2 separate regions of the Mus musculus genome follow, and region 2 is linked to region 1. A link is a loop called in an ENCODE intact Hi-C map of the cell type or tissue named here. Cell type or tissue: left cerebral cortex. All regions are shown on one strand. Links, peaks and the distances in the headings refer to the core of each region. The heading gives the core; the rest is flanking DNA.

Evidence for each region. Hi-C counts contacts between places; a loop is a spot of excess contacts. Peaks named below come from ENCODE experiments on the same cell type or tissue, not always from the same donor. Only the 100,000 strongest peaks of a DNase experiment are listed, where the experiment ranks them.
Region 2: it touches region 1 in a loop (15-fold over the local background); 2 of 42 quality-filtered maps call a loop at or near these places.

Annotation. Positions count from the first base shown.
Region 1 is chr5:125,880,142-125,895,827 of GRCm38, reverse strand. No RefSeq gene overlaps it. Among named protein-coding and RNA genes, the nearest start is that of Gm40328, 26 kb to the right of the region's middle. In left cerebral cortex, for the core only: CTCF peaks have their summits at 6,452 (motif pointing left), 7,344 (motif pointing right) and 9,304 (motif pointing left); DNase peaks (open chromatin) are centred at 6,754 and 8,397; H3K27ac peaks cover 862 bases.
Region 2 is chr5:125,523,813-125,539,498 of GRCm38, reverse strand. Tmem132b (transmembrane protein 132B) reads right to left here and starts at 7,081. Exons shown (of 9, transcript NM_001190352.1): 1 at 6,809-7,081. The coding sequence starts at 6,869. In left cerebral cortex, for the core only: CTCF peaks have their summits at 7,475 and 10,192 (motif pointing left); DNase peaks (open chromatin) are centred at 6,063, 7,130, 7,661, 10,196 and 3 more places; H3K4me3 peaks cover 4,113 bases; H3K27ac peaks cover 4,076 bases.

The DNA.
Region 1 (15,686 bases), core at 3,003-11,002:
TCAAGTGCTAAGAGCTCATAGAGATGTTCTTGAGGAGCTTGAAAGATAAGACTGTTAAGAGCAGTGCAGAAGATGGATGCATGGCTTGTGAAGTTCCAGAGGGAAATTTAAGGACTCTATCAGGGATGTCTGCTATTTTAAAATAAGATTCTGTGGTTCTGGTTATCTGGGGCTGAAAAAAAATCAGTCAGAATTAACAAGAGACAAGAACCTCTGGTTTGAAAGTTTTATATCACTGAGACAATTGATGCTAGTTAGCTGGAGCCAAGATTTTAGCAGTGATCAGGAAGAGACCAGCATCACTGAGGTGGAAGCTTCTAGGAAATGTTGAAGAGAAGCTGAACTCCAGAGGTAGCCAAGGTGGTTCCTAGTGTTGGCTGAAGGACTTGGTAATGAATAAGAGTCAGCCAGGTTGTACTCATTTTGAGGGGGTCATGGAGAGCACCTGAGGCTTGGCACTAGGAGAGGCCATTAGTGAAGGTGCAGCCTCAGTGACAGTTGAAGGCCCAAGACTGAAGGGGTCATGCATAGGAGCTGAGGCTTGGCACCACGAAGAGATCCCAGGAGAGGCTATTCTTTCAAATAACCCCAGTTTGTGTGTCAAGTTAACATAGAGATTCCAAAAGAGAGGGTCAGAACCCATAGAACTGGAGTTAAAGGCAGTTGTGAACCATCTGGCATAGGCACTGGGAACCAACTGAAAAACGCAGCTTGTACTCTCAACCAATGAGACTTTTCTCCAGGTCACTATTGTTCATTTGAACCAATCACAGCCACTTATTCTTGAAGGAGCTACAGTAGTTTCCCCCAACTTAGGGAAGTGCGCCCCCTGCTACCCAAGGTGGAGATCACTCACACAGGCTTGTGATCCACAAGTTGAGTTTCAGATAGCCATAGCAGAGGCTGTAGTTCCAGCAGCCAGCTTTAACTGTAGCGCTGGAGCTATTGGAGGCATCCGTGGCATTTTGGAGCTGATAGCCCCTCTGGCTAGTAGACTGATAATCATATTTTCTCTAAAGCAACCCAGAGAACAGCAATTAGATTGTCAAATTGCCCCCACCCCCTGTGTCTTTTCTTATTTACAGGAAAATGAACATCAGAAGAAATGCTTGCAATATGAAAGTTCTCAAAGCATTGTAGTTAACGCTAACAATGCAACAGATTTTGGCAGTGTGTTCACAATTCCTGACATCTTCCCCATGCTCCATGAGAGGTAGGATTCCCCCATCCATCTGAAGGAGACAATGAGGCTAATGCTGAAGACGCTTTCCGTTTCATATGTACAGGATTTGGGGCTTAGTCACCTGCAACCAGATGAGTCCTGATGGGTACCATCTTCTCTCACACTGCCTCAGTCTCCACCAATATCACACTTGCTTCCTGTTCACATTCTCTCCTGTATCTGTATTCTTTTTTATTGCATCATGCCTATCAAAGAAAGATGAATTTTCATCCACTCTTCAGGTCAAATGTTTGCTTTGCCACAAGTCCTCTTGGAGAGGCCAGGCTATCAATCCTCAGACCCCAACTCCTCAGCAGACACCAATGGATCCTTTAAGGGGTGCGAGTTTTCACAGTCACATGACTCCAGCCCCCACAACCTCTGACTCAACACAGATTTGCTAAATTGTGTGGCTGCCATGTAATATTTTGGGGGGCTTTGCTTCCTTCCAGGTTTGGCATCTCACCCCACCTCTGCTCCTTGCTTTTTCCTTTTTGACTCTGAGCTATGAATTTATCAAGGGGTGGGCAGAGTTCCCCTCTCTGTTGCCAGACCTGTGGGAAGATAAGCAGCAGAATGCTCAGTGTCTTGGCAATAGGCGCAAGAGAGAAAGCTCTGCCAAGGCTCTGTCTGCTATGACTTCACCACACTGTAATTCTAAGACCTTGACATGACCTTCCAGGATCTCTGAGTGCGGCCATAGCTAAGGGGAAACTGAGGGGCGCTCGTGCGCTTGAAAACACGTCCCATCTCTGCTACCCTGGAAGTACAGCATCTTTGCATGATCACCCATATCCACGCAAGCCACTAGACAGAGGAAGAAAAGGAGGTCTGCCTTTCTTGTCACTCACAGAAAACAGCTGACATGATCCCCAGTAAAGTCACTCCGGTCTGACTCCCAGGAAGAAAGGATCTAAATGTTTCTGTCAGAGGACCATTTTATGCTGGTGCTAAATTGTCTCTTGTGTGGGGGAAATAAAGAAGCCTATTAGATGTCCTAAGAAAGAGCCTGGAACAGAAAGAGGAAATTAGACAAAAACTAAAAGCAACAGGGACTGGAGAGATGGTTCAAAGGTTAAGAACACTGGCTTCTCTTGCAAAAAACCTGGGTTCAATTCCCAGGACCCATATGACACCTCACAACCATTTATAATTCCAATTCCAGGGGATCCAATGTCCTCCATGGGCACCAAGCATGCTCATGGTACATATACTTGCAGGTAGGCAAAGAACTAACATTAAATTCTCTCTCTCTCTCTCTCTCTCTCTCTCTCTCTCTCTCTCTCTCTCTCTCTCTCTCTCTCTCTCTTCCATTTGTGTGTGTAACACAAAAAGTTAATAAAAACACCAGAGTGTGACCATAGCACTGCATTGATACTAGTTTATACTAGACATACAATGGCAATCTAGTTGTCCCCTGTCTCAGTGAAGGATATTCTCCAACGCAGTGTGTACCTAGAACCAGAGTGTGTTGTGCACACATACACTGTGTCTTTTCCTGGGAACATGCACCTCGAATCTAGTTTATCTCATAAATCCTCACATCATATCATTAAAAATAGTAAGCAGCGGTTGCAATACTAAACTCATTTGTCTCTTTACTGAGTTGGTACATATTTTAGTTTTATATATTCACTTAAAGGAAGCACCATACAGGTGGTATTAGGAGTCACTTTTGGACTTTTGGGATTCCTATTAAGTAAAATGAGATACTTTAGCCCAGCAATATGATAAAAGCCACATTAATCCAATCCCTAAGAAGGCTTCTAGCTGATAATGGGAGGGTAATATATACAGGGTGCTCATACTGAACCCAGGCTATGATTGTGTCATAGTTAGGGTTTTACTGCTGTGAACAGACACCATTCCCAAGGCAACTCTCATAAAGGACAACATTTAATTGGGACTGGCTTACAAGTTCAGAGGTTCAGTCCGTTATCATCAAGTTAGAAACATGACAGTGTCCAGGCAGGCATGGTGCTGGAGGATCTGAGAATTCCATCTCTTGTTCTAAAGGCAGCTTGAAGAAGACTAACTTCCCAGGCATTAAAGTCCAGACCCACAGTGACACACCTACTCCAACAAGGTCATACCTCCTAATAGTGCCATTCCCTGGGCCAAGCATATTTAAACCATCACAGATTGAGATGAAGAAAGACAGGGTGGAATTCCATCATATAACCAAGAATGGAGCTCTGTTAAAACTTATGAAGCGTGGGAGATTTTTTTCCATCTTCTGAGATCTTCAATTTCTTTCTTCAGAGACTTGAAATTCTTGTCATACAGATCTTTCACTTGCTTGGTTAGAGTCACACCGAGGTATTTTATGTTATTTGTGACTATTGTGAAGGGTGTTGTTTCCCCAATTTCTTTCTCGGTCTGTTTATCCTTTGAGTAGAGGAAGGCTACAGATTTGTTTGAGTTAATTTTATATTCAGTCACTTTGCTGAAGTTGTTTATCAGGTTTAGGAGTTCTCTGGTGGAAGTTTTGGGGCCACTTAAGTATACTATCATATCATCTGCAAATAATGATATTTTGACATCTTCCTTTCCAATTTGTAACCCTTTGACTTCCTTTTGTTGTCTAATTACTCTGGCTAGGACTTTGATTACTATATTGAATAGATAGGGAGAGAGTGGGCAGCTTTTCTAGTCCCTGATTTTAGTAGGATTACTTCAAGTTTCTCGCCATTTAGTTTGGTGTTGGCTACTGGTCTGCTGTATATTGCTTTTACTATGTTTAGGTATGGGCCTTAAATTTCTGATTGTTCCAAGACTTTTACCATGAAAGGGAGTTGAATTCTGTCAAATGCTTTCTCAGCACCTAATCAGATGATCTTGTGGGTTTTTCTTTGAGTTTGTTTATATAGTGGATTATGTTGATGGATTTCCACATATTGAACCATCACTACATGCTCCATTATGTTCATAACAGCCTTATTTATAATAGCCAGAAGCTGGAAAGAACCCAGATGTCCTTCAACAGACGAATGGATACAGAAAATGGAGTACTACTCAGCTATTAAAAAGAATGATTTTATGAAATTCTTAGGCAAATGGATGGAACTAGAAAATATAACACTGAGTGGGGTAACCAGGTCACAAAAGAACACACATGGTACACACTTATTGATAAGTGGATATTAGCCCAAAAGCTCAGAATACCCAAGATACAATTCACAGACCACATGAAGCTCAAGAAAAAGGAAGACCAAAGTGTGAATGCTTCAGTCCTTCTTAGAAGGAGGAACAAAATACTCACAGGAGGAAATATGGAGACAAAGTGTGGAGCAGAGACTGAAGAAAAGGCCATCTGGAGACTGCCCCACCTGGGGATCCATTCCATATACAGACACCAAACCCAGACACTATTTCAGATGCCAAGAAGTGCTTGCTGACAGGAGCCTGATACAGCTGTCTCCTGAGATACTATGCCAGAGCCTGACAAATACAGAGGCAGATGCTCACAGCCAACCATTGGACTGAGCACAGTGACCCCAATGGAGGAATTAGGGGAAGGCCTGAAGGAGCTGAAGGGGTTTGCAATCCCATGGGAAGGACAACAATATCAACCAACTAAATCCTCCAGAGCTCCCAGGGACTAAACCACCAACCAAAGAGTACATATGGAGTGACCCATGACTCCAGCCACATATGTAACAAAGGATGGCCTTGTCGAGCATCAGTGGGAGGAGAGGCCCTTGGTCCTGTGAGGGTTCGATGCCCCAGTGTAGGGGAACGCCAGGGCAGTGAGGCAGGAGTGGATGGATGAGTGGAGGAGCACCCTCATAGAAGCAGGGAGAGGGGGATAGGATGGAGGGTTTTTAGGGGGAAACATGGAAAGGGGATAACATTTGAAATGTGAATAAATAAAATATCCAATAAAAAATTATGAAGCAATTTTTCTGGAATTCTCTATTTAATAATTTTGGACTCTGGATAAGTATAAGCAAAACTAAACAGAAAGGCTAACTGATATAAGACAGAAAAATCAATGGATTGTATTATACATGACCTTGCTGTAGAGTTAGAAGATACCTATCCCAGGTATTAAGTTTCCCAAGCAATCTTGGGTAAGTTCAAACTTCTCTCCATCTCTGAATCTGAGTGGATCATCTTTGATCACTTTAGGGCAGTGATTCTCAACTTCCTAATACTATGACCCTTTAGTACAGTTCCTCATGTTGTAGGGACCCCCAACCACAGAATCATTTTCATTGCTACTTCATAACTGTAATTTTGCTATGGCTATAAATGGTAATATAAATATCTGTGTTTTCTGATGGTCTTAGGTGACCGCCTTGAAAGGGTCATTTGATCCCAAAAAGGGTCACAACTGATAGCTTGAGGAACACAACTTTAGGATAATAATGACATATATCAAGGTGTTCCTGCATGATTTCTGCTGAACTATTTTTCCCCAAGCCCAGAGAAAGCTTGCAAACTTTTCTTTCTGAAATTACTATTATATTAGGGTTTTTTCCCTTGGTGCCTGTGACAAAATATCTGACAAGAATCAAATAAAAGAAGGAGGGGTCTGTGTTGTCTTATCATCTAAGGGCACAGTCCATCATGGAGGGAAGGCATGGCCATGGTGGCGGCAGGAGCTTAATGGGGCTGGTCACATTGTATCCACAGTCAGGAAGCAGTGTGAGGCAGCTGGTTATATTGTATCCACAATCATGAAGCTGAGAGAGAGGGATGCTGGTACTCAGCTCATTGTCTCCATTTCTTTCAGTCTAGCACCCCAGTCCATGGGATGGTACTGCTCTTGTGTAGGACCTCCCTTCTCAATTAACCTAATCTAGAAAACCCCCTCTCAGACACACCTAGAGATGTGAATCCTGGATGATTCATTCTTCCTATGAAATTGACAATGGAGATTAACCATCACAACTATATAGCAAACATTCCCATTTTTAAGAGCAATTTGTCAGTCATCAGTGCCCAACTCTCTGCCCTTGTACTGTGGAAGCAACCATTAAGGATGTGTGGCTGTACCCAACTTGGATTTTATTTACAAAAGTAACAGGTGATCCATATTTGGTCTGCAGATCATAATTTTCTGATTCTCTACCACAGACTACTTGGATGTCAGTACCAGCTTTTAAAAACGTGTGGTTTAGGAGCTGGAGAGAAAGCTTAGTGGTTAAGAGCACTGGCAGCTCTTGCAGAGAGAACCTAAGTTCAGTTCCCTGCATCCACATTGCACGCCCTCTTCTGGCCTACTTATGGGCACTGCACACATATAGTGCATAGACATAAATGCAGGCAAAACACCCATACACATAAAATCAAAACAAACATATCTCTTAATGCTGGCCATAGTATCTCTAAACATGATGTAATCTCTCAGGAGAGTATCCTGAGCATACACTTTCTAAAATTCTCCAACAGAAATCTAATGTATGTGCATTCATAGCTGGGAATCACATGCTCATTAGAGAGGGCTCAAGAGGACTTTTTTTTTTTTTAGGTGTAGTATAAGAAAAGTAGCTGAAGGTTAGCTGAGGAGATTTTTCTTGTGGGTGAAATGAAAATAGAGTCGGGATGCTGAGCACCCTAAAATTAGAATTCTGTCTTTTCACATGTCCTCCCTCCGTTACTCAAGGCAAAAAGCAGCAAGTTCTAAAAACTTAAAAGGGACTTTATTCTAGAATCTGTTGCACAAGTCCCCCAAGGGGGACCAAAACCTGTAGTATGTGTCACTGGCTTTGAATGCAAGTTGGAATTTTCACTGGCATTATGCTCTGAACATCTGCAGGCAACTGTACCCACTGTACTTCCTAACCTATTCCTTTTTATTTCTACAATGTTTCTGTCGGCACTTTTAGTTCCCTTTCCATGTTTAGCCCCTTTTTTTCTTAATAATTTTGTGTTTAATTTAGGTTTTGAAAATCCAATATCTTAGCCTTTATTGAAGCTAAAAATCTCTACAGCTTAGATCTCTTTTTAAAACAGGTTTTTAAAATCTGCAGTGTGTGTGTGTGTGTGTGTGTGTGTGTGTGTGTGTGTCGCGCGCGCATTTCTCTGTGTGTATGTATGTGCACCATATGCCTACAGTGCCCATGGAGGCCAGAAGAGGGCATCAGATCCTCCTGCAACTGGAGTTACAATGGCTGTGAACTACCATGTGTGCTAAGAATAAAACTGGGATCCTTGAGAAAAGTAGCCAGTCCTTTTAACTGCTGGAGACTCTATTGCATGGGCTGAGGTCTTGTGTTTTGTGTAAGGGGGAAATTGAGCTGAGCACTTGCTGTCTGAAGCCCCTGCTGCCAGAGTCTCCACACCATTATGGGCTGTACACTCTAACTGGGAGCCAAAACTAACAATCTCTCTATTAAATTGCTTTTGCCATGGTGTTTTATCACAACAGGAGAGTAAGACAAGATGCCCCTCTAAGCCCTACTGTTTCTGTTCATTAAGTGGGGCATGGTAAGGTCTGGGTGCCAAAAGTATCTGACAGCCTTTATCATGAACAAACGAAAGTCATTTCTGGAAAGTTCTGGGGAAAAATTATTACACTGAAATAGATCATCATAGTAGCTGTTATGGCTTGCCATGATGCAGTAGAAATCTATGGTGATGCAGTTATCATTTAATGTGGTGAAATCAAAATATATTATGATGTAATGTGATTCAACATGACACAAGAGAAATTTATTCTGTCTCAATTATGGCTTGTTCTAGAAACATTGTCATGCACAATAGATAATAGGGGACAATTCTATAACACAACAGAAAAATTCCCATAATGTAGTAGGTCATAACAGATCTGATGGTTTTGCGTGACGAAATAGAAATGTATGACAGGTAATACAGCAGGTTACCACAGGTGCTCTGATTTACTGTGATCACATAGCTGTTTCCATATCAAATAAAGGGGAGGCAACTTCATCCTTACACAGCTCCTTTCTCCTGGTTCCAGACAGATAACATGGTGAAGCATCCTTAAGCTGCCGAGCTCAGGCTGCCTATCGTCCTCAGCTGGCTGTGGGGTAGCGGCACACTCCCAGACTGCTGGCTTCCCTCAGTCCAGACACGGAACAGACAGGACATCTCAACCCTGTCAGCATTCTGGAAAATGTCAGGCAGGAGAATACTTTGTGGAATTTTTGCAACAGGAAGTGCCACCTGAGAGTCAGTTGTGAAGTGACGTCACCAAAGTCCTCAAGTTCCTCGTGACAGAAGTGGAAAGGATGTGTGCCTCGTGAGAAATGTGTGTCTCGTCAGAAACATTTAGCATCCTGTTTCCTTTCCATCCTGAACACAGAAGGCTGTGTTGGATTTTACTGAGGTGTGCAGCAGGTGCAGGAGATGTCTGTCTTCCTTCTGGCCCAGCTTCCTACTGCGCTCACAGATAGGCAATCCTTTCGAGACCATTCTGTAGAATTACCTCCACTTTCAGAGAGCATTTAATCCAGCCCAAAGCCTTAATGATTTTAACACTACCCCCAGCACTAACCAAAACCCCCAGATCCTGAAAATTGCCTTTGCTAACACTTTCATGTTGAGGAAAAACTCACAGAACCCTGTGGCCTGTGTTCTCTCCAGTTGCTACAGGTCGGTAAATACCAATCTGTTCAATAACAAAGATCAAAGACTGACTGTGCTCTCCTGATCTTCGGGCTTTGTTCCTGGTGTTTAAATAAGTCAGAAGCTCATTTATTTCGTTGGCCATGGTGCACGTATTAAGTTGTGCTCCTGTTTTCACTATTTAACTGGACTCCAAGGACTTCTGGAGAACCCTAGAGTGGCCCATGGTTCCTCCTCCTCCTCCTCCTCCTCCTCCTCCTCCTCCTCCCAACCATTCACAGAGCAAAAACAGTAAGTACTCAGCATACCCAAGGACTCACCTACATCCCACCACAGAATAAATACAGAGAGGAGTCCAGGTCTCTGGGGCTTTTCAATACCAAGAAATCCAGGATGTGTGAAGGGTTAGTGATGAGGGCTGAAAAGATATCTCAGTGATAAAGAGTGTTTGCTGCTCTTGTGGAGCACAAGAGTTCCCAGCACCCACATCAGGTGGGATCAGCCACCTGGAACTCAAGCTCCAGTGAATCTGGCACCCTCTTCTGGTTGCTGCAGGAACCCATACTCTCATGCACTTACACACATACATAAAAATGAAACACAAACAAACAAAAAATAAGTTAGTGGAGGAGGGAGGAGTGAATAAACAGCCAAGAAGCTAGGATAGGAACCAAAAGCAACTGATGTCACAGAGTAAAGACTTTAAGACTAAGGAGTGGGGACTTGCCCCAATTTCTTGTCAGTGATCAAATAGTAGGAATCATTGAGCCACAGCCACACTGTTCGATAGTCACCCACAAAGGACCACCATGCCCAGGCTGGTTAAGTAAATAGGATCCTCTGAAAATAAATATCAGAACAAGGAAAAGCCCCCCCCCCCAAAGTCTCCATCAACTGTGAGGAGCCGCCCTCACATTCGCCATTACAAGATGGCGCCAACATCCTGTGTTCTAAGTAGTAAACAAATAATCTGCGCATGTGCCAGGTAGTTTTCCACTCCATGTGCTCTGCCTTCCCCGTGACGAAAACTCAGACAATGGGCTGCAGCCAATCAGGGAGCGACACATCTGAGGTGGAGGACAATCCTCCATAAAAGGGACGGGGTTTTGCCATTCATCCCTCTTCTCCTCTTGCTCCTGGAGAAGTAAGCAATAAAGCTTTGGCCGCAGAAGATTCCGGTTGTCCTGAGCGTGTTCTTGCGGGTGGGGACAAAAGCTCGGGATAATCAACGAGCACAGACACCACTGCATAGCTAGTCTTCCAGAATCTTCCCACAGGGAACATTCCAGGTGGCCTAACAGCCACCTTATTTCTTTTAACTGAGACGGAAGTCTACCACACAAAGGAGGAGATGGAAATATACCCTAAATTGGAATTTTTAGGACCAACTGAGACAGCATTGAGAAATCCCACATCCGGTCTTAGTTCAGCTCCCAGTCTCTGGCTGAGCCATTCCATTCTGGTGCCACAGCCTCAAGGTATCAGGTTTTATTAGAGTGAAAGAGTGGGTTATATAGCTCATTACTATGAAAAATGAAGAATTCTGATCCCCAAATCTGGTCTCTGGGTATCAATTTCAGCTCAGAACTTAGCCCTAGGCCCAGAAGTTCCTATTTGCAAGCAAAACTGAGACCAAGTAGATTTCAGAATAATTATAATGTTTTGGAATCACTTAAATCTCAGGGGATGTCACATGATCAGCAGCTGCATTTTGCAGGAAGCTCCAGGCTGGGAATTTTTGCAAGGAAAGTCCTTCTTTGTGGAAGAGTTCAGAGGTCATTCCTCCAGTGAAAGCTAATGACTTCTACAGGTGAAATAGGGATAGCTGGCCACCATGTAAAAGCACCTGAACAAACACATGGGACATATACGTACTCATACACACACACACATTATATATTTTGGACATTGATACAGATGAGTTTTAATGCTCACATGACTTTCTCCTTCTTTGGAGACTGGAGGTGACAGGAAGCAGGTGGTCACATGCGGAGTGCATGCTCAAAGTGAACCGAACTGGCTAAGCCATTTCCCTCAGTGGCTGCTTCATAATCTTTTGTTTGTTTGTTTGTTTGTTTTGTTTTTCGAGACAGGGTTTCTCTGTATAGCCCTGGCTGTCCTGGAACTCACTCTGTAAACCAGGCTGGCCTCGAACTCAGAAATCCACCTGCCTCTGCCTCCCAAGTGCTGAGATTAAAGGCATGCGCCACCACCACTGTCCATGTGCCATGAACTTTTTGGTAGCCCTTGCAGTTGCCAGATTTTCTACTTGAAGTAGGGTCTCCCTGGTAGCCTAAGTTGATTTCAAAGTAATGTTTCTTTTACCTTCATCCTCCTGAGTGCTGGGGTGACAAGAGTTCACCTCCATGACTGACCCTTAGTTCTGTGGGGTGTTGTTGGTGTTGTTGCATGTGGGTTTTTTTGTAGCAGGCATGCTTATGTGTGTGTGTGCCTGTTTGCATAAATGTGGGTGTACATATGGGAAGTGATTTTGCACACATCTGGGCTAATGGAGTCCAGGGCTTCTGTGTCTCCCCTACCACTTTCCTCCTTACTCACCAAAACAAGGTTTCTCAGTCGAACCCAGAGCTCACTGATTCAACAAATCTAGCCAGCCAGTTTCCTATGTAGATTCCCTGTCTCTGCCTCTTAAGGTCTGAAAAGAACCACTATAAACGTGGTCAAGGCTGTTCCTGTGGGCTGAATTTATTCCTGGACTGAATAAAAAGGAGACAATGAGCTGAGCACCAACACTCCTCTTTCCCTGCTCCCTGATGGCAGCCACAGTGTGGTGTTGTTGTTGCTACTGTTGTTTTCTTGCTTTGTTTTGTTTTGGAAGTTTTATTGTTGTTTTGGTGAAGAGTCTAATCAAATATCTTTTCCAAATAAAAGTATCTTATTGCTTCTTTTAAGATGCTTTTACAAGGTATTCTTATGATGCTTATTCCTCAATTCTTCCTGTCCTGCCTCCCACTTCTCATGGGTCCATCTGCATCTCCCTCCCAGGCAATATGAGCCAAATTCATGTCCTCATTTTTCGTTGTTATAAGTGATGCCTACATGTGCCTGAGTGCAGTCATTCTCTGGAGCATGACAGATATTCCAAGGCCACACCCTTAAGGAAAAATAACTCCCTCCCCCCAAAGCCATCAACTGTCCACAGCTCCCCAGGGAGGGATAGAGACTCAGGAACCCTGCTTCACTCCATGCTGGAATCTTGACTGACCAGTATGTTCATCAATGCAGCTGTCTGTCACATCTAGAAGATATAGTTTCCTTCTAGTCCTCCCTAAACTCTGACTCTTACACTCTTTCCACCCTGTCTTCCAAGATGGTCCCTGAGCCTTGAGAGTGTGACATGAATGTCCTGTTTTAGCCTCCATCAGGAAGGTCAAAGCACTGGGCCATTTAGTCTCCCTGGGATCTGAGCACGTAGGCCTCACATCCTTCTGATGCTGCAAACAAGCTAGAGATTTTGACACTGATTTGAAAATAACTACAGGAAGTCTAAAGTGCCTGTGGATCCACTCTCATCCAACCAGCAACCAAACCTCTTCACACAAGGGAACGTGGTGCATCAGTTATTTGGAGGTAACACACTGGAAGCCCCTGCCCATGTACAGCAGCATTTAGCCATTCAGCGGCTATGGTGAGTGGTGTCTACAGATATCATCCCTGCAGCCCCAATTCACCTATCGCTGATTGCATCTGAGCATGCACGAGAACTCCCATCACATGGATGATGTCATTGCACAAGACTCATGTGCTTCCTTCTCTCTTGCAGTTGACCTCTTGCTGGGAGGGAGAGGGAATAAGTGAGCATGAGAGAAGCGTATGGAAGGGCTTCAGGAGTTCAGAAATGGTGTATGTAGATCTACTTGTTAGGCCAACTTGGGAAGCTGGGGCAGGAGGATTGCAAGTTTTAGGCCTGAGTGGGCTACAGAGAGAATTCAAAGCCAGCTGGGACAACTCAGTGAGACCCTGCCTCAAATTAAAATTAGTAATAATAATAATAATAATAATAATAATAATAATAATAATAATAATAAATAGCAAGCAGAAGGCTGGGGATATCACAGTGGTAGAGTGCATACCTAGCATGTACAGGCTTGGGTTCAATCGACTCCCACAAGAACATGGTAGGAAACAACTTCCACTCTAGAGCAGAAGGCTTTATAGAGCATATCAGCTTGCTGCTGATACAAAGTCACCATGCAAATATATAAAGAAAAAGAGGCCCAGATCCAGACTGTGAGAGACAGAAAGGCAGCAGAGTGGCCAGGCACTGAGGAGAGCTCACTGGCTGAGCCCTGGAGGGCCTGCTTGAGGCAAGAGTGGTTCAGTAGAGAAGGGACAACCAGTGTCAAGACAGCATTTCTTCAGAGGCTGTGACAACACCACAGGCATGGTGGTATTAGATGGGCAAAGCCGTCTTGGTGCTAAGAGAGACCAGACCACCCATAACCCAGAAACCCATATATTGAACCATCCCTGCATACCTGGGGTGAAACCTACTTGGTTAGGATGGATGATTGTCTTGATGTGTTCTTTGATTCGGTTAGCTAGAACTTTATTGAGGATTTTTGCATCGATATTCATAAGGGAAATTGGTCTGAAGTTCTCTATCTTTGTTGGGTCTTTTTGTGGTTTAGGTATCAGAATAATTGTGGCTTCATAGAATGAGTTGGGTAGAGTACCTTCTGTTTCTATTTTGTGGAATAGTTTGTGAAGAACTGGGATTAGATCTTCTTTGAAGGTCTGATAGAACTGTGCACTAAACCCATCTGGTCCTGGGTGGGTTTTCTTTTTTTTTTTTGGTTGGAAGACTATTAATGACTACTTCTATTTCTTTAGGGGATATAGGACTGTTTATATCATTAACCTGATCTTGATTTAACTTTGGTACCTGGTATATGTCTAGAAACTTGTCCATTTCATCCAGGTTCTCCAGTTTTGTTGAGTATAGCCTTTTGTAGAAGGATCTGATGGTGTTTTGGATTTCTTCAGGATCTGTTGTTATGTCTCCCTTTTCAGTTCTGATTTTAATTAGGATGCTTTCCCTGTGCCCTCTAGTGAGTCTGGCTAAGGGTTTATCTATCTTGTTGATTTTCTCAAAGAACCAGCTCCTCGTTTGGATGATTCTTTGAATAGTTCTTCTTGTTTCCACTTGGTTGATTTCACCCCTGAGTTTGATTATTTCCTGCTGTCTACTCCTCTTGGGTGAATTTGCTTCCTTTTGTTCTAGAGCTTTTAGGTGTGTTATCAAGCTGCTAATGTGTGCTCTCTCTAGTTTCTTTTTGGAGGCACTCAGAGCTATGAGTTTTCCTCTTAGAAATGTTTTCATTGTGTCCCATAAGTTTGGGTATGTTGTGGCTTCATTTTCATTAAACTCCAAAAAGTCCTTAATTTCTTTCTTTGTTCCTTTCTTGACCAAGGTATCATTGAGAAGAGTGTTGTTCAGTTTCCACGTGAATGTTGGCTTTCTATTATTTATTTTGTTATTGAAGATCAGCCTTAGTCCATGGTGATCTGATAGGATGCATGGGACAATTTAAATATTTTTGTATATGTTGAGGCTTGTTTTGTGACCAATTATGTGGTCAGTTTTGGAGAAGGTACCATGAGGTGCTGAGAAGAAGGTATATTCTTTTGTTTTAGGATAAAACGTTCTGTAGATATCTGTTAAATCCATTTGTTTCATAACTTCTGTTAGTTCCACTGTGTCCCTGTTTAGTTTCTGTTTCCATGATCTGTCCATTGGTGAAAGTGGTATGTTGAAGTCTCCCACTATTGCCAGTATATAAAAAAACTCAAAGACAAAAACCACATGATCATCTCCTTAGATGTGGAGAAAGCATTTGACAAAATCCAACACCCATTCATGATAAAAGTGTGGAAAGATCAGGAATTCAAGGCCCATACCTAAACATGATGAAAGCAATCTACAGCAAACCAGTAGCCAACATCAAAGTAAATGGTGAGAAGCTGGAAGCAATCCCACTAAAATCAGGGACTAGACAAGGCTGCCCACTTTCTCCCTACCTATTCAACATTGTACTTGAAGTCCTAGCCAGAGCAATTCGACAACAAAAGGAGACCAAGGGGATACAAATTGGAAAGGAAGAAGTCAAAATATCACTTTTTGCAGATGATATGATAGTATATATAAGTGACCCTAAAATTCCACCAGAGAACTCCTAAGCCTGATAAACAGCTTCAATGAAGTAGCTGGATATAAAATTAACTCAAACAAGTCAATGGCTTTTCTGTACACAATGGATAAACAGGCTGAGAAAGAAATTAGGGAAACAACACCCTTCTCAATAGTCACAAATAATATAAAATACCTTGGCGTGACTCTAACTAAGGAAGTGAAAGATATGTAGGATAAGAACTTCAAGTCTCTGAAGAAAGAAATTAAAGAAGATCTCAGAAGATGGAAAGATCTCCCATGATCATGGATTGGCAGGATCAACATTGTAAAAATGGCTATCTTGCCAAAAGCAATCTACAGATTCAATACAATCCCCATCAAACTTCAAACTCAAATCTTCAACAAATTAGAAAGGGCAATCTGCAAATTCATCTGGAATAACAAAAAACCTAGGATAGCAAAAACTCTTCTCAAGGATAAAAGAACCTCTGGTGGAATCACCATGCCTGACCTAAAGCTGTACTACAGAGCAATTGTGATAAAAACTGCATGGTACTGGTATAGCGACAGACAAGTAGACCAATGGAATAGAATTGAAGACCCAGAAATGAACCCACACACCTATGGTCACTTGATCTTCAACAAGGGAGCTAAAACCATCCAGTGGAAAAAAGACAGCATTTCAACAAATGGTGCTGGCACAACTGGCAGTTATCATGTAGAAGAATGCGAATTGATCCATTCCTATCTCCTTGTACTAAGGTCAAATCTAAG
Region 2 (15,686 bases), core at 3,168-11,167, 360 kb after region 1:
TCAGCTCACAAGCCATCCTTCCCCAGCTCAGGAGACTGGGCCAGCCACCAGAGTGAGTTCCCAGTGGGAGGCTCACACGCCATCACCCTCAGTCATAACCATTGGTGAGACCGACGAGATCCTATTGATTTTTTTTTTATGTAACTATTTTTGGGCACAGAGCATGGGGAAAGGGAGAGGGCATCCATCAGCCAAGAAGCCTGGCATTGGGGAAAGGTTTGGTTCTAGCACCCCAAAGGCAGAGCCAAAGGCATGGGAATTAAATAGGATGGGGCTTTTCTCTCTCTCCCCAGGTAAAGGAACATGTGCCAAGCTTTGTGTGGGAGATGCAAAAGCAAGCACTGGAGAGGGAACACAAGTGACCTCAACCTTACCCTGTGCCGCTAAGCGGGTATTTATCTCTCCCTCAATTTGCTGTTTGATTCTGAGACTGACAGCCCCTCCCATGAGACTGAAGCAGCCCCTCTCTCCCCTGTCACATCCCAAGTGCCCAGTGATGATGAATATGTGATTGTTGGATGAGGATCGAGCACGTGAGTGAGCGGACATAGCATAGGGGTCCTCGTGTCGCAGGCACCCTGCAGAGAGATGCAAGGGGCCCCATTCCTCTGCCTGTGACTCTTCTCCAGGAGTCGGTCCTTCCTGGTAATTTGGGTCTCAGGCAAAAATAAACAAACAAACAAAAGACCTGTTGCCTCTATCAACACATGACTGCAACTGTCAAAGGACAAATATAAATAAATAAATAGCTGGAAGTATCTTGGGGGGAGAGAGAGAGGGAAAGAGAGAGAGAGAGAATAAACAGATGCCAGCAAGATGGCTAAAAGAACTTGCTGCAAAGCCTAAGGCCTTGAATTCAATCCCAGAGCCTCACATGGTAGAAGGAAAAAACCTCCAAGTTGTCCTCTGACCTCCACACATGCACCATATGTAGCATCGCACATGATAGATGGATAGATTAGATATTAATAGGGAGATAGATAGATAGATAGATAGATAGATAGATAGATAGATAGATAGATAGATAGATAATACATGGATAAATAAAAGATAAAAATAGAATATAAGAAATTGTTATTTGCTTACTGAGGTATATTTTTTTACCTTTCGTGTGTATGAGTGTTTCACCTATATATGCACCTGTGCACTACATACATACTTGGTGCCCAAAGAGGTGGTGAGCCTCTGTGTGGATGCTAGGAATCAAACCCAGGTTTGTTTTCAACAAGTACCCTTAAGCACTGAGACAATCTCCAGTCCCAATTTATAGACATACATATATATATATATATATATATATATATATATATATATATATATATATATATATGAATGTCTTGCCTGTGTGTATGTCTGTGCACCACACATGTGCCTGGCTGGACAGCCATTGAGCCCCATGGATCCCTTCTGTCTCCATATCCCCAATGTAGGGATATGAGCATGCACCGCTACACCTGGCTTTTTAATATGAGTCCTAAGGAACTCACTCGGGTCTCATGTGTAAAAGCCAAGAACATAACCAATTTAGCCTTCTGTCCAGCTCCTCAACTCTGATGGGTTTTGTTGTCTGAGTCAGGGTCTCATTGTATAGCCCTGGCTAACCTGGAACTCACTACGTGGACCTCGCTGACCACCAACTCACAAAGATTCACCTGCCTCTGCCTCTTGTGTGCTGGGATTAAAGGTCTACACCACCACACCTATCACCATCTGTGTTTAAATTTCTCTTTTTAAGTGGCATATATTTACTGAACATAGTAACGGCTTTCATAGACACGGATAAATGCACCCGCCCTGTGGCCACATTCACTCACCCTCTCCTTTCTCCCCACCCCCATCATTCCCTGGAGCATCCCTGTTAGTTGCACATCCCATGTACATGTATGATATGACTCTATGTACCTATATAAAATCCGAGGTCTACAAATGAGAGAAAATATCTGACCGTTATCTCTCTGAATCTGGCTTACTTCACTTGCTAGGATTTTTTTCCATACAAGGAAGGAGGGAGACTGCCATGCCAGATGTCCCCAAATGTGACCAGCACCTCCTCAGGTAGGTCTTCCTCACCTGCTCCGGCTTCCCGGATACCTGACTCCTCTGTAACCAGGCAGCAGGAGCTCCCGCCAGGCAGACTTGAGAAAAGACAATTTTTCCAGAGCAGAATAGCTCATAAGAGACACGGGTTTCCCCTCAGGAAGAGACACAACCCTAAGTTCCTGGGTCCAAACCAGTATCAAAGCCCCCGCAAAAAAAAAGAAGAAGAAGAAGAAGAGGAAGAGGAAGAGGAAGAGGAAGAGGAAGAGGAAGAGGAAGAGGAAGAGGAAGAGGAAGAGGAAGAGGAAGAGGAAGAGGAAGAAGAAGAAGAAGAAGAAGAAGAAGAAGAAGAAGAAGAAGAAGAAGAAGAAGAAGAAGAAGAAGAAGAAGAAGAGCAAGATGGCTCAGAGGGTAAAAGCGCTTGTTACACAAGCCAAGGGACCTGAGTTCCATCCCCAGAACTCACATAAAAATGGAAGGAGAGAACCAACCCTCTCAAGCTGTCCTCTGACCTTCACATAGACACCACGGTAGCCCGTGGCTATACACACATCATCACTTAAAAAAGAAATAAATTATCCTGAAACGAATGTCCAAATAGAGATCATAGTGGCTAAGAGAAGCTCTGAGATGCAAACGCTGCTTCTTCGCACCTCTGTGCCTCTCCAGCCTCAGTTTTCTCATCTGTAAAATATGCCGATTGTTGCAGCAAATTAGTGAATCCACATCTAGAAAAGGCTCGGAATAACTCACCAACAGATCAGCCTACTACTACGTCACTACTGACTCTGGGATACCTTTCCAGAGGAAGAACCAGAGGTTCTAGAGGTGGCTGTCGGTAAAGTGCTTGCAGGCAGGCATGCAGTCCTGTGTTCAATCCCCAACACCCATCTAAAAAGCCAACACCACTGGGGAGGCAGAGACCAGACCATCCCTTGGGCTCACTGGCCAGGTAGCCTAGACTAATTGGTAAACTCCAGGTCCACTGAGAAGTCTCAAAAAGCAAGGTAGAGTGTCGTCGAGAAGGACACCTGATATTACCCTTTGACCTCTATATACATACACACAAAGGGGGGAAGGGCAGAGAATGAGACCACAAACAGAGGCAGAGGGTAGAGGTGTGTGTACCTGCCAATATCTTACTTTTTTTTTTTTAAGTATCATTTGGGAGGGTACACGTACCATGGCATACAGAAGGAAGTGGCATTTGCCTAGCCTTCCCATTAAGTAGCCTCACCTATAGACTTAAGCAGAGGCCCTGCCCACCTGCAGGGGAGCATGCTCCCAGAACCTGCCACATAGACCGTGGCCCAAGAGTCGGATGTTTCCCTGCCAGTGCCAGCATTAACCTTCTGACTCTGTCTTTATCCCTCAGGTTCCTACTTGGGCCATGTCAAAGGGCTGTCGCTGTCATAGCCTGAGATTCCTTAAGTGGAAAATCCTCTACCCAACGAAACCCCATGTATAAGGTCTAGGGCAAGCCAGGCTTTAATCCCAGCACTGGGGAGGCAGAGGCAGGCGGATCTCTGGTCTACAGAGTGAATTCAAGCCCAGCCTGGTCTATAGAGGTTCCAGGACAGCCAGAGCTACATAGTGAGATCCTGTATCAACGCGCGCGTGCGCGCGCGCGCACACACACACACACACACACACACACACACACACACACACGAGAGAGAGAGAGAGAGAGAGAGAGAGAGAGAGAGAGAGAGAGAGAGAGAGAGTCCAAGACGATGGGTTGAGAAGACAGAGCTTTAGCCAGTGGATAGGAGCCCCAGTTTGACAGAAATTCACACCCTCTGGCTGGCCTCAACCTCGGACCTGCAGCAGGACTGCGCTCAGAGGCGCCCATCTGCTCTGGACCACTTTCTCCAAAGAGCTGCGGGTGGTACCTAAGCCCCTCCTCCTTCTCCTCCTCCTCCTCCTCCTCCTCTTCCTCCTCCTCCCCCTTCCCCTCCCCTTCCCTCTCTTCCTCCTCCTAGGTCTGTGGGGAAACGAACTCTTTCCATCCCCCACTTTCAAACTGAGATGCAGAAGAATACAGGCTACCCAGAACCAGGGGTTCTCTGGGAAGGAAACCCTTGAGAAGTTTACTGCCTGAAACCACCCTCCCAGACTCCAAGCCAGTAAAGAAGGGGACTCCTTTTTGTCCTCCGGATCATGGCAACCGCCCCCGCTCTTTGTTGGCTCCAGTCACTAAAGCGGAGCTCCTGAGGAAACCCCCCACATCTCCCGGTTCTGGCCATTGGCTGTAGGAGGGGTGCCAGATGATTTACTCTGGGAAGGTCCCCAGTGCCATTAAATCACTGGAGGCTGCGACGGAATTTGCATTTTTTCCCCACACCATGGGGCCACCCCTTCCCAAGGCGTGGTGTAATGAGGAACAAATAGACTACTACACGGGGCCAAGCAGGACTAAGCCCTGTGACTTGCAAGGCAACAGCGCCGTCCCTACGATTTGCAAACTTGTCACTAGCAAGGCTGGGGGCGAGGGAGGGGCTCGGGTGGAGGAAGGTGGAGAACCCTATCTACCCCATTCCACAGACACCCTCTCCAAACAAAAGCATCAAGGGTCAACAAAGCAAGGCTTGTCAATTTCCCCCAGGGGACAGTGGTCTGTCTCTGCATCACTAACTTCCAAAGCCACAGCATGAACAAACACGGTTTGAATGATGGGGCCCCCTAGTCGCTAAGCCGGAGGATTGGTGCTGACTCCAACCAAGTGCAATTCCGTATGCTTCAGCCCTCACGAAGCTCCAAGAAGTCCGCCCACCGCTCTCCTTCCCGGGGTAGCTGCCCACGCAGGAAGAGGGCACAGGCAACAGAACGTGTGCTATAGGAGCGCCTCCGTACAGCTGAACTCTTCAAGCCCCACTTCCAGGGTCTCAGCCACTCAATCTAAGGTTGGTCCAGAAACGATCTAGAAAATGCAGCCAGTTCTAGATGAAGCTGGTTAACTCCCAACCAACCAACCAACCAAGTGTAGGCAGCTCTTTCAGAAACATCACCCTTGTTTTGGAGCTAAATATAGGCTTAGCAAACTGTGTTTCTCTTTATGTCCCTGGTGGGAACCGATGGAAGGCATGGGCAACCGAGGACCCAAAGTATGGCAAGCTATGCAGCCGAGAGCTGCACTGACACCTCCTAGGAGGGCCGGGAATGAGTTCCCAGGGGTGGCACATCCTCTCTTCTACCACAAGCCTCCCAGAGCCATCCACGCACAGGCTCTTCTGTAGCTGGGTGGGGCTGGACAGGGTGAGGGGACTCGTTCTGGCACAAGGCAAGAAACAGGCAGCTTCCTCCTTCAAGGTTGCCCAGGATGGCTTTTTGAACACAGCCAGGCGAACGCTGACCCCCGTGGAGAGAGAAAATAGCCACAACACTGTAATTTGCAAGTCCGAGGGACTGTGCACTTTGGCAACCGCGTCTCAGAGCTTCCGCTCTGAGGAAATGGCCTGGACCCCCGTCAGTGCCCCTCTCCAACCCACAGGGGAGTTCCAAGAGCAAGCAGCTCGAGGTTGCTCATTAACGGCGCCAAGGAAGAGCCCTCCACTTGAGGACCAGAGCCATCCTCCAGTGGTGCAAACAAAGCCCAAGGCTGGCCACCATCTCTCCAAGGGGAAAGTCTTAGTAAATATTTGGGGTCACTTGAGGTCATCTAGAAGGAAGGCAATATTTACTTTTGCCTATGCACAGTCATCCTTCCAAACAAGTTGGCATCCAGGTTTACTCCTAAGTGCGACCTCACCCAGGCAGTCGGAGCCGCAAAGTTGAGGGTGCATTTTTCCTTCCGCGTTCTGGGTATCTGTACGGTCGGTTTTTGTTTTAAGGAATGGGAAGCGAAGCTCTCAGTCTAAAGCTACCTGCTCCCAAAACGTGGGCTTTAAAGGTCTGGAGAACACAGCCCTCATACGCACATGAACAGGGCTCGTGACTGTCGCTTCTTCCCAGCCTTTGGGATTGTCTCTACTTGCCTGGGGTGGGGGAGGGGGGTACTGTCATTTTAGGATAAGCTTCCTCTACAACCAACACGTAGCAACACCGAGGTGGCTGAACCTAGCCAACTCCATCCCAGGCTGCAAACAGCATATAACTGGCTATTCTGACTTCCCCCATTCGCGGGGTTTAGGCGACAGCTGCGCAGGTGCCAGTCTGGAGCCAGACTCCCGGATCCCGGGGCGAGGGCTCTGAACACCTTCACGTTAGACATCACTAGGTGCCTGAGCGGACCACGCTCCCGGGTCCTGCTAGACCACGTATGGGTCAGGGTGCTGGGACGACCCGCGCTTCCAGAGGGTGAGCGGCAGGGTCACCTGGCTGCCTGCGGAAGCTACTTTGGGAGACAGCGGGAGCCACTTGGGGGAGCGGGTAGCTTTGGGAGGCTGGAAACAGAGGGGCAACCAGGCGCGGGAAGGACTGCAGCCAAGCCAGACATGGCCAGCCCAGACGACCTCCAGGCCCCGCAGGTGTCCAGACAACAGGACAGCAATCCACGGACGCTGGGCCACTACATCTCCAGCAGACCCCGGGGCCCGGGTGCCAGGCAGCGTAAGGAGGGGTATTTCAGGGAGCCCTGCCTGTGGCTCCCGGAGCCCCAAAAGGATCCAAAGGGCAGCTGGGACTGGAGAGGAGGCAAAGGGGACGCGCGCGGGGTTTGGGCCGCCCGGGGCTCCCCAGACCCGCCAAGAGCAGGAGGCGGCGGCCGCCCGGGACTTGGGACCCAGGCAGCAACTTTGCGCGCGGGGTCGGGGAGGGGACGCGGCCGCGTTACCTGCGCAGCGGAGCGCGCTCAGCGCCAGCAGCAGCCCGAGCGACGCGGCCGGGGCCCGCATGGTCCTCCCGGGAGCCGGCGCCGGGCTCCGCTCGCTCCTGCGCCGCCGCCTCCCGCACCTCTCAGCTCCGCGCTCGGCCGCCGGCTGCAGACGGCGCCCGGGCTCAGCGCGCGCCCGCCCTGCACTTGGCCGGAGTTGCGCGGCCCCCGCCGGCGCCGCGGCTCCTGCGCCCCAGCGCGCGTCCCATCCCGCCGCCGCCTCGGCCAGCGCCAGCTGCCGGCCGCCCCTCCAGCCAGCGCGAGAGTGAGCGAGCCGAGCAGGGAGGAGGGGAGGGAGGAGGGAGGAGGAGGGGAGCAGCCAGGAGGGAGGAGGAGGGAGGAGGACAGGAAAGGAGGAGGAGGAGGGAGAAGGGGAAGGGAGGAGGAAGGAGGAGGGAGAGGAGGAGGAGGAATGGGGCTAGAAGAAGAGGGAGGAGGATGGAGTTAGGGAAGGAAGGAGATGAAAGGAGGAAAGGAAGGGGAGAAGAAGAGGAATAGGGAAGAGAGGAAGAGAGAGGAGGAACATACCCAGAGATGTTAAAGAATAGAAAAAGAGGAGGCAGGGAGGTGTCCTCCCCCCCCCCCAGTCCCCTCCCCTCCTCCGGGCCAAGACACCAGGCGGCCACCCAGCGGTTAAGCGTCAGGATGTGTCACTCACTCCCAGGGGAGAGCACAGGGCCGCCAAGGCCTGTGGAGACCCGAATAGGTAGTCGGGCAGGGACAGAGAGAGCGTTTAGAGTGCGGAGCGGGTTCCCAGGGAGTGTTGGGAGGGAGCGCAACGCTGGGCGTCCCCGGGGTTGAGAAGGCAAGCAAGCTACCGGAGAGGCCCGCAGAGGAGGCATCTGTGAGGGATAGATTGCTGCGCGCAGACTAGGGCACGTGATAGATGTGGTGTGGCCTGAGAGCCCGCAAGAGTATCTACCAGCCTCAGGCAGATCAGAGCGCTCTTTCTGTGCTAAGGAGTGGGGAGAGGAGGCACGGCTCCGCCACCAAGGCAGGTCGTCCGATATGTCCACGAAGTGGGCCAGGCTTCAGCCCGGCGTGGGAAGAGAGTCCCAGCTTACAGGGACCAAGAAACTACAGTCCCTTTGAATGCACAGCCTAGTCCAGGCGACAGGTTGAAACAGGGAAGCTCCGAGGTGCTTCTCTGAGAGGCCCTGGAAGTTCCCTTCACCAGGCTGCAAAGCCAGACAGAGGCTGTGGTGTCTAAACACCTGAATTAGAGTCTGGGTTCTGCTCAACCTGCCACCAGTTTCTGGTGTCCTGGCTTGGCGTAGAAAAATGGGTCAGAAGCCGGGAGTGGTGGCGCACGCCTTTAATCCGAGCCCTCGGGAGGCAGAGGCAGGCGGATTTCTGAGTTCGTGGCCAGCCTGCTCTACAAAGTGAGTTCCAGGACAGCCAGGGCTATACAGAGAAACCTTGTCTCGAAAAACCAAAAAAAAAAAAAAAAAAAAAAAAAGAAAAAGAAAAAGAAAAAGAAAAAGAAAGAGAGAGAGAGAAAGAAAGAAAGAAAGAAAGAAAGAAAGAAAGAAAGAAAGAAAGAAAGAAAGAAAGAAAGAAAGAAAGAAAAAAAGAAAGATGGGTCAGACCTCAAATCAGTCAACAGGGATGATGCAGACTGTGGCCCAGCATCCTTAGTTGAGAACCCAGGGCAGGCAAAACTCATAATCCTCCAAAGAGCCTCAATTTCCCAACCTGAGACATAAAGTCAGGGCAGCCTCTAGCTGGTATTCCCAGGAATGCACACAGGAAACCCCTGACCCGATCCGCCAAGGGTAACACCCTCATGCTCGCTGCAGCCGTTATCACCGTGTCTGATTTGCCTCCATGGGCGAGTATCAGCACACTCCGGCCTTCCCAGCTGGTGAGGGGGCTGGTGGACCTACTTCATTAGTAGGGACTCATTAGTCCAGGCAGCTCCAGGCTCTTCCACAATTTTTTAAAAAAGAAGAAAAGAATAAGGAGCAGGAGCAGGTTAGTTACCAAGAACAAATTCTGCTCTGCCTGCAGCCCTCCTTCATAAGGAATCCTGTCTTTGCCATGCTCCTGGCAAAGGCATCAATAGGTGGACAGTGGGTTCTGGGTTTCTTTCTTTCTTTCTTTCTTTCTTTCTTTTTTTTTTTTTTTTTTTTTTTTTTTTTGGTTTTTCGAGACAGGGTTTCTCTGTATAGCTGCCTCTGCCTCCTGAGTGCTGGGATTAAAGGCGTGCGCCACCACCACCCCGCTTGGGTTCTGGGTTTCTTCTTGAGTTCAGAGGTTCTGTGTGTCCCCTCTCCCTGGTGACTATGGCTGTAGGGGATGCTACCCAACCTCAGGTACTTCTGGGTGCCACTCCAGTCACCTTTTCCACCTCTCCTTCATTTACTAGCGAATATCACTGAGCTGTGCACCTACTGTGCTCGAGGCCTGGGCTGGATGGTGAGGACTCAAGAAGTAAACACAGCAGGAACCGCCACTCTTGAGGAACTGGGATTGAACAGCAGCCCCGTGATGGAGATAGCGCAGGCTGCAGCCATAGCCAGAGGGAGGCCAGGGTGTATTGGACCAGGTCATCAAGAGCTAGGATCTGTGACCAGAGGGATTCTATGGCTTCCTTGGTAGGGGCATAGTACATGGAAGGCAGGCCACAAGCCAAGATCCATAAATCCCCGGGGGTGATGGAAGGCATCGGTTACCTTACCCCCACCTCACACACACTCCCGTTCAGTTCAGAGGTACCTCATCACATCTCAGAGAACCTCTAGAGCTGGGCCGGAGTGCGCTCCCCAGCTGACCCTTGCTGGTGATGATGTAATACCACAGAGGAAGGAGGGGTCTGTTTTGTGGAATGGCTGACAGGGAGAAGGCAGGTTAGTTGCTGTGCGACTTTGTAGAAACCCCTAACGCTTTCTGAGCGTCCCTGCTTTGGCCTGTACCTTCACTGGGCGAGGATTTCTGCGTGTTAACCAAGCCGGTGTTTCTGATAGTATTTATGGAAATTCTAAGCAGAGGGGTCTGGAGGGCCCAGAAGAGCTGAGGAGCTGAGGGTATAACCAGGAGACCCTGTAGCTCCCTCAGCAAGTGTATCTTCTCATCCCTGCTCAACTTCAAATCCCCATGTTTCACCTGGCCTGGGGAGTACCAAGCAGGACTCCCAAGGTTCTATACATACACAAAGAAGCTGAGGTTGGAAATGACTCTCGCCCTGGTTCTGTAGTGTGGTAAGGGAAATCTAACCTGACCTTGAGGTGTAGAGCTCTGACCACCCCGAAGTAGCAGGTGGCTGTTCCCTTGGGACCCTCCCAAGCCTGGCCTCTAAAACCCTGCCCAGGTGCCTCTGGGCTTTGGACAAAGAGCAACATTACCATCTTGTGGCCAAAGCGGGTAGTGCATCCCTAGGTGGTGCAGGTTCCTCGCCCGGGGAATCAGGAAAGCTTGGGGCTGAGGCTCTCCATCCCCAATAGCTGGGCTAGACCAGGCACCAGGCTTGACACAAGGAACCCCAAGTGCAAATCCTGGGAGAAAGGAAGGGAGAATGGAAGGAAGAAAGAAGAAAGAAGGAAATGAAACTCAGGGTTGAAGAGCAGGTTAACAAGATGCCAGAAGTCCCCCATAAGCCTGTGACTTGAGACCAGATGGGAGGAAAAGCAAGAGATCTCAGCAGGAAACGACACTCACCCCACACACCTGACTTCAGTCCCCGGAATCCACAACGGAAGGAGAGAGTTGACTGCCACACGTGTGCTGCGTTACATATAAAGCATCACCATTCCCACTTCATAGTCATGCACAACAATCGCTTTTTTTAAACCGAAATGGTCTCACTATGTAGTCCTTCTGGCCACTTGCTGACTGAGGGGGTGATGGGAGGGGCTCCCGTAACCACTTATGCCAGTGCCCACCAGCAGTTCTTTGCTTTTCTACCGGTGGAAGAAAGCAAAACGCTTTTCCAGAAAGTTTTAGCCACCGTGTCGTCGGGCTGATCCTGCACAGACCATTCTCTGAGAGGATACACTGTGGTGCTTAAACTCTGCTGCTCCTTCAGGCATTCTTGACTTGCAGCCAGAAACAGCCTGGATGATAGATGCCGGTTTTGGGAGAGCCCTGAATGGACAGTCAGTCAGTCGTGCATATTTAGCTCTCAACAGAACAACTTGAATAATGTATGTCAAAAAGTAGAAGAAAACACACACATACATACATACAAAATGTTTCTTCTCCTATGCTGGCTTTTTGAGGGGTAAGTAGTTCTCCAAATCCCGTGTTCCTGACACAGACTCAAGACATAGGTACTGAGAAAACAAAACCTAGATGACACTTGGAGTGTCTTTGGGTGCATTCCATACCCCTCTCCCCACACTCTCTCCCCACCCCTGTGATGGTTTGTATATGCTCAGGCCAGGGAGTGGCATCATTAGGAGGTGTGGCCTTGTTGGAGTAGGTGTGTCACTGTGGGTATGGGCTTTAAGACCCTCATCCTAGCAGCCTGGAAGTCAGTATTCTGTTTGCAGCCTTCAGATGAAGATGTAGAACTCTCAGCACCGCCTGCACCATGCCTGCCTGGATGCTGCCATGCTCCTGCCTTGGTGATAATGGACTGAACCTCTGAACCTGTAAGCCAGCCCCAATTAAATGTTGTCCTTATAAGAGTTGCCTTTGTCATGGTGTCTGTTCACAGCAGTAAAACCCTAATAACTCAGTGAGAGTGTCATGTGACAGCATTGTCACGAGACTGCATTGCTTCAAGCATTCTATATTGAAAGCATCTCTCATGCTGCCTAACAATGTTTCTCTGTGTGACAGTTTGAAAGATGCACTTGGCCCTGCCCTTAGGATAGTCCTTGTTTAGTTCCATCAGTTTCCCTGAGGAAAAACCAAAGGGCCCCCTGTGTTTCACTGGGGGGGGACGACAAAGGTTTGAGGCTGGAGTGTGGCTCAGAAGTGGAACAAGTTCCATCCTCAGCGTTGCAGAGGGAGGAAGGGGAAAGAAGGAAAGAAAGGAGCTGGAGAGATGGCTCAGTTGGTAAGAGCATTTGTTGTGCAACCCTGAAGCATTAGAGTTTGAACCCCGGCACTTGTGTGAAAAGCCAGGTGTGGCCATGAGCACCCAGAACCCTTGAAATGTGGGGCCGAGACAGCTGGATACATGGCCCAAAACAAGGAGTGTAAGAGACCCTGTCTTGAGGATTTAAGGTGGAAAGGGAGAGAGAGCACTTGATGTTCTACTTCAGCCTCTACACTTGCAAAAAATGGGGGGCACAGCGGGGGGGGGGAGACCAGGCCGGGGGGGCGGGGGGGAGATGGAGGCAAAAAAGAGAAAAAAAGAGAAAGAGGGCAAAGGAAAGTCTGTCTAAGCTGCTTTTCTTATACATGGTCAGATGCACCCTTAAATCCACACTGTGGAAGAAGGAGTCAGAGGTTGTCTAATACAGGTCTCCTTATAAAACACATTCAAGCTGGGCAGTGGTGGCGCACGCCTTTAATCCCAGCACTTGGGAGGCAGAGACAGGCAGATTTCTGAGTTCAAGACCAGCCTGGTCTACAAAGTGAGTTCCAGGACATCCAGAGCTACACGGAGAAACCCTGTCTCGAAAAAAAACAAAACAAACGAACAAAACACACACACACATTCAAATTCCCACCCTTTAGTGGCAGTGGCCAGTGGCCTCAGAGCTAATTCACAGCTCCAGACCCAGCCTTCTCTGCTTCCTTGAAGTTTTGCCTGCGAACCTTAGCCTTTAACAGCAGAGTGAAGGCTCCGGCCCCTTCAGTCCCTTGATTCAGTTTTAACGCTTCGCTGCGTCCCATTCGCTCAATAAGTGGAATATTCCAACAGAATTAGCTCCTTACCCACCCCAAATCTGTAAATATTGACGTTTACAATGAAATGTACGTGTTTGGGGAGATCATTGCCACCTCCAATGTCATCACCTTTTATATATATTTACTTAATATACATGTAGGAGTATGTGACTTCCTGTATGTACATCACATGTGTGCAGTACCGGTAAAGGCCAGAAGAGGGCAGCAAAGTCCCCTGGAGCTGAGGCCACAGACTGTCAGAATACTCTTAAAGCCACTGCTGCTGTGGCTGTTGCTGCTACTGGTTTGTTTGTTTGTTGTTTGTTTGTTTGTTTTATTTTGCTTTGGGATTTTATTTGTCTGTTTGTTTGGGTTGGATTTGGGGGCTGTGTGTATGTGTGTGTCCATGTGCTGGAAGTCTACACATAATGTGGAATGCACTCGTATGTGCTCCACCTTTGAGCATTGCCAGCCCCTCTCAGTGTATGAATCCAGACGCTTCGGAGAAACCCAGCATCCTGCTCTCTGCACATGGGGCCTGGGTCCTCAGGACACCACAGGTTTCTCCCATCTGCCTGCCCTTTCCCTTGACCACATCTGCCTATGTGGTTCTTAAATCATTCCTAACTCTCATAAATTCTCCATATCCTCTCTTCTTTGTTCAGGAGCCCTTCCTGTGGGGAAATGAGAGAGCGTTTAGTGTCACACCAAGATTCGTGCTAATTAGCTTCTAGGGTGTGAGGAGTTCACAGCCCTGTGGCGGTGAGGGATCCCTTAGCCCAGAGCAGAGTAGGGAGACCTTGGGATTGTCTGTGGAGGGGACACCTGTAGTCCCACGTGATCTTCTGAGCAAAGCCGGCTATAAGCAACCGGCTCTTCTCATCCCTGCGTGTAGCCAACAGGAAGCTGTAAGTTTCCCCCTGAACCAGAGGACTCAGCAATGACATTTTCATTATGACAAACCCCTAAGTAAGGAGGGACTCAGGGCTTGCACAGGCTGTGGCTTTGGGTCCAGCTGGTGTCATGACTCAGAATCTTCAAGGTCCATGAGAAGATTCTTCTCAGCAGCTGAAGAGCAGGAAATATTGGCATGAAGTAAGGTCACGGTGATGATAAAATGACCCTCGAGGATGCCTGGGGCATGCTCAAAACGCACATGAATGCAGTAGTAACAGAGGCCAGAAGGGGGCGCCAGATCCCCTGGAGCTGGAGTTAAAAGTAGCATCAATCCATCCGATGTAGGTGCCAGGAACCAAACTGAACCTCTGTAAGAGCAGTATGTGCTCTTAACTGCTGAGCCATCTCTCCAGCCTGTCCTTGCCCACCTCCAGGATTTATCCTGAGTAGAAGTGGTTGAGCGAGTCACAGAAAAAGAAGAGAGTGGACACGCCCACATTCAAATTTCCCACCCATTAATGGAGGTAGCTGGCAGCCTCAGAGCTAATTCACGGGTCCAGACCTGGAAGCAGCCTTCTCTGCTTCCTTGAAGTTTTGCTTGTGAGCTTTTAAGGATGGAGTTATCGCTCCAGCCCCTTCACTTCCTCGATTGCTACCACAGTTGCAGAGGCGGTGGTGGCCACACCAACAGCAGTGGCAGGAGAGGAGCTGAAGAGTTCCTGGCAGGGCAGCACCTGGGGCAGATGAGAGGAGGAACGGGAGTGAAAGAAGAAACAAAGAGGGCTGGAGGAACGAAACAGGAAAGCAGGTAAAGAGGGAAGAGTCAAGGCCAAAGATAGAAGGCATGAGGAAGCAGGTTAGATCCTGCCTGCAGCCAGGACTCACAGAGCTGGGACACTGTCACTGTCCCAGCACTTGAGGACCATCCGGGAGCTGTGACATAAGCAGACACAATGCCTCCTGCTGGTGCTGCTGCAGCGGCTGATGGAAGCTGGGAATTGCAGAAATAGCCAAGTACCAGGCCACTGGTGGTTAAAGCACAGAGCCTAGAATAGTGAGTCTCCACATCTCTCACTGAGCTGAGAGCCTCTGGGTCTCCAGCCCCGCCCCTAGGTCTTGGGCACTCCAGGGCCCTGGAAGGAATGTCTCCTTTCCTACCCACAATTCCTACCGAGGTAGAGCCGAGAAGCCCACCAGCTGGCTGGTGACAGGATGGCCATTGTGCTTGGGGCTAGACTATAATTGGCCAGCTGTGGACTTGGAAGGACCGACCTCTGTCCAGACCACACCCAAGTCCAGCACCTCCTTCACCCGAGACCCCCAGCTGCCCCAAGTTCTCCTGGGTAGCAATCTGAGAGAGGCAAGAACGTTGCGCAGGTGACAGCAGTCACAGGCCAAAGTGCCAGGCACTCAAGAGTGCCATTCTGGAATATTCTAGTAAGTTCTTCCAGTGTGCCAGTGCACATCCTGGGCTTCAAGGAGAAAGCAGGGGTGTGTGAGCTCACATCTGATAGAGGGTCACCAAATATCCCATCAGCTAAAAATGCTCACTCTGTCTCGCTGTTCACACTGCGTTCCAACATGACAGCCCCTGTAAGAGGGAGTGTTTTACTTCACTTAGCAGAGGAGGAAGCTAGGACTGGATTTATCCCACATCAACCAAATGGTACAGGTGACGTTTGAACAGAGACCTGAATACCCTCAGGGTCTCCATCAGCCCCTGGCCACCACAGATTATCTATCTATCTATCTATCTATCTATGGAGTGTGTATATGTGTATCTATATATGCATCTATGTATCTATGTATCTGTCTTTATCTCTCTGCCCCTGACCACCCCAGATTCTGTCTCTCTGTGTCTCTCTGTCCCTGTCTCTCTGTCTCTCTCTGTCTCTCTGTCTCTCTCTCTCTGTCTCTGTCTCTCTCTGCCCCTGACCACCCCAGGCTCTCCCTTATTGTCCAGCAGTCTTCCTCTACCTCAGGGAAACTTTGATCTTGCTGGTTTGGTTTGGTTTCTTTGGGTTGTTTTCTAAGGTAGGCTAGCCTGAAACTCCTGATCCTCCTGCTTCAGCCTCTCATGTACTGGGGTGAGAGAGGTGTGACTACCACAGCCATCTCGGACACACACACACACACACACACACACACACCATATATATAA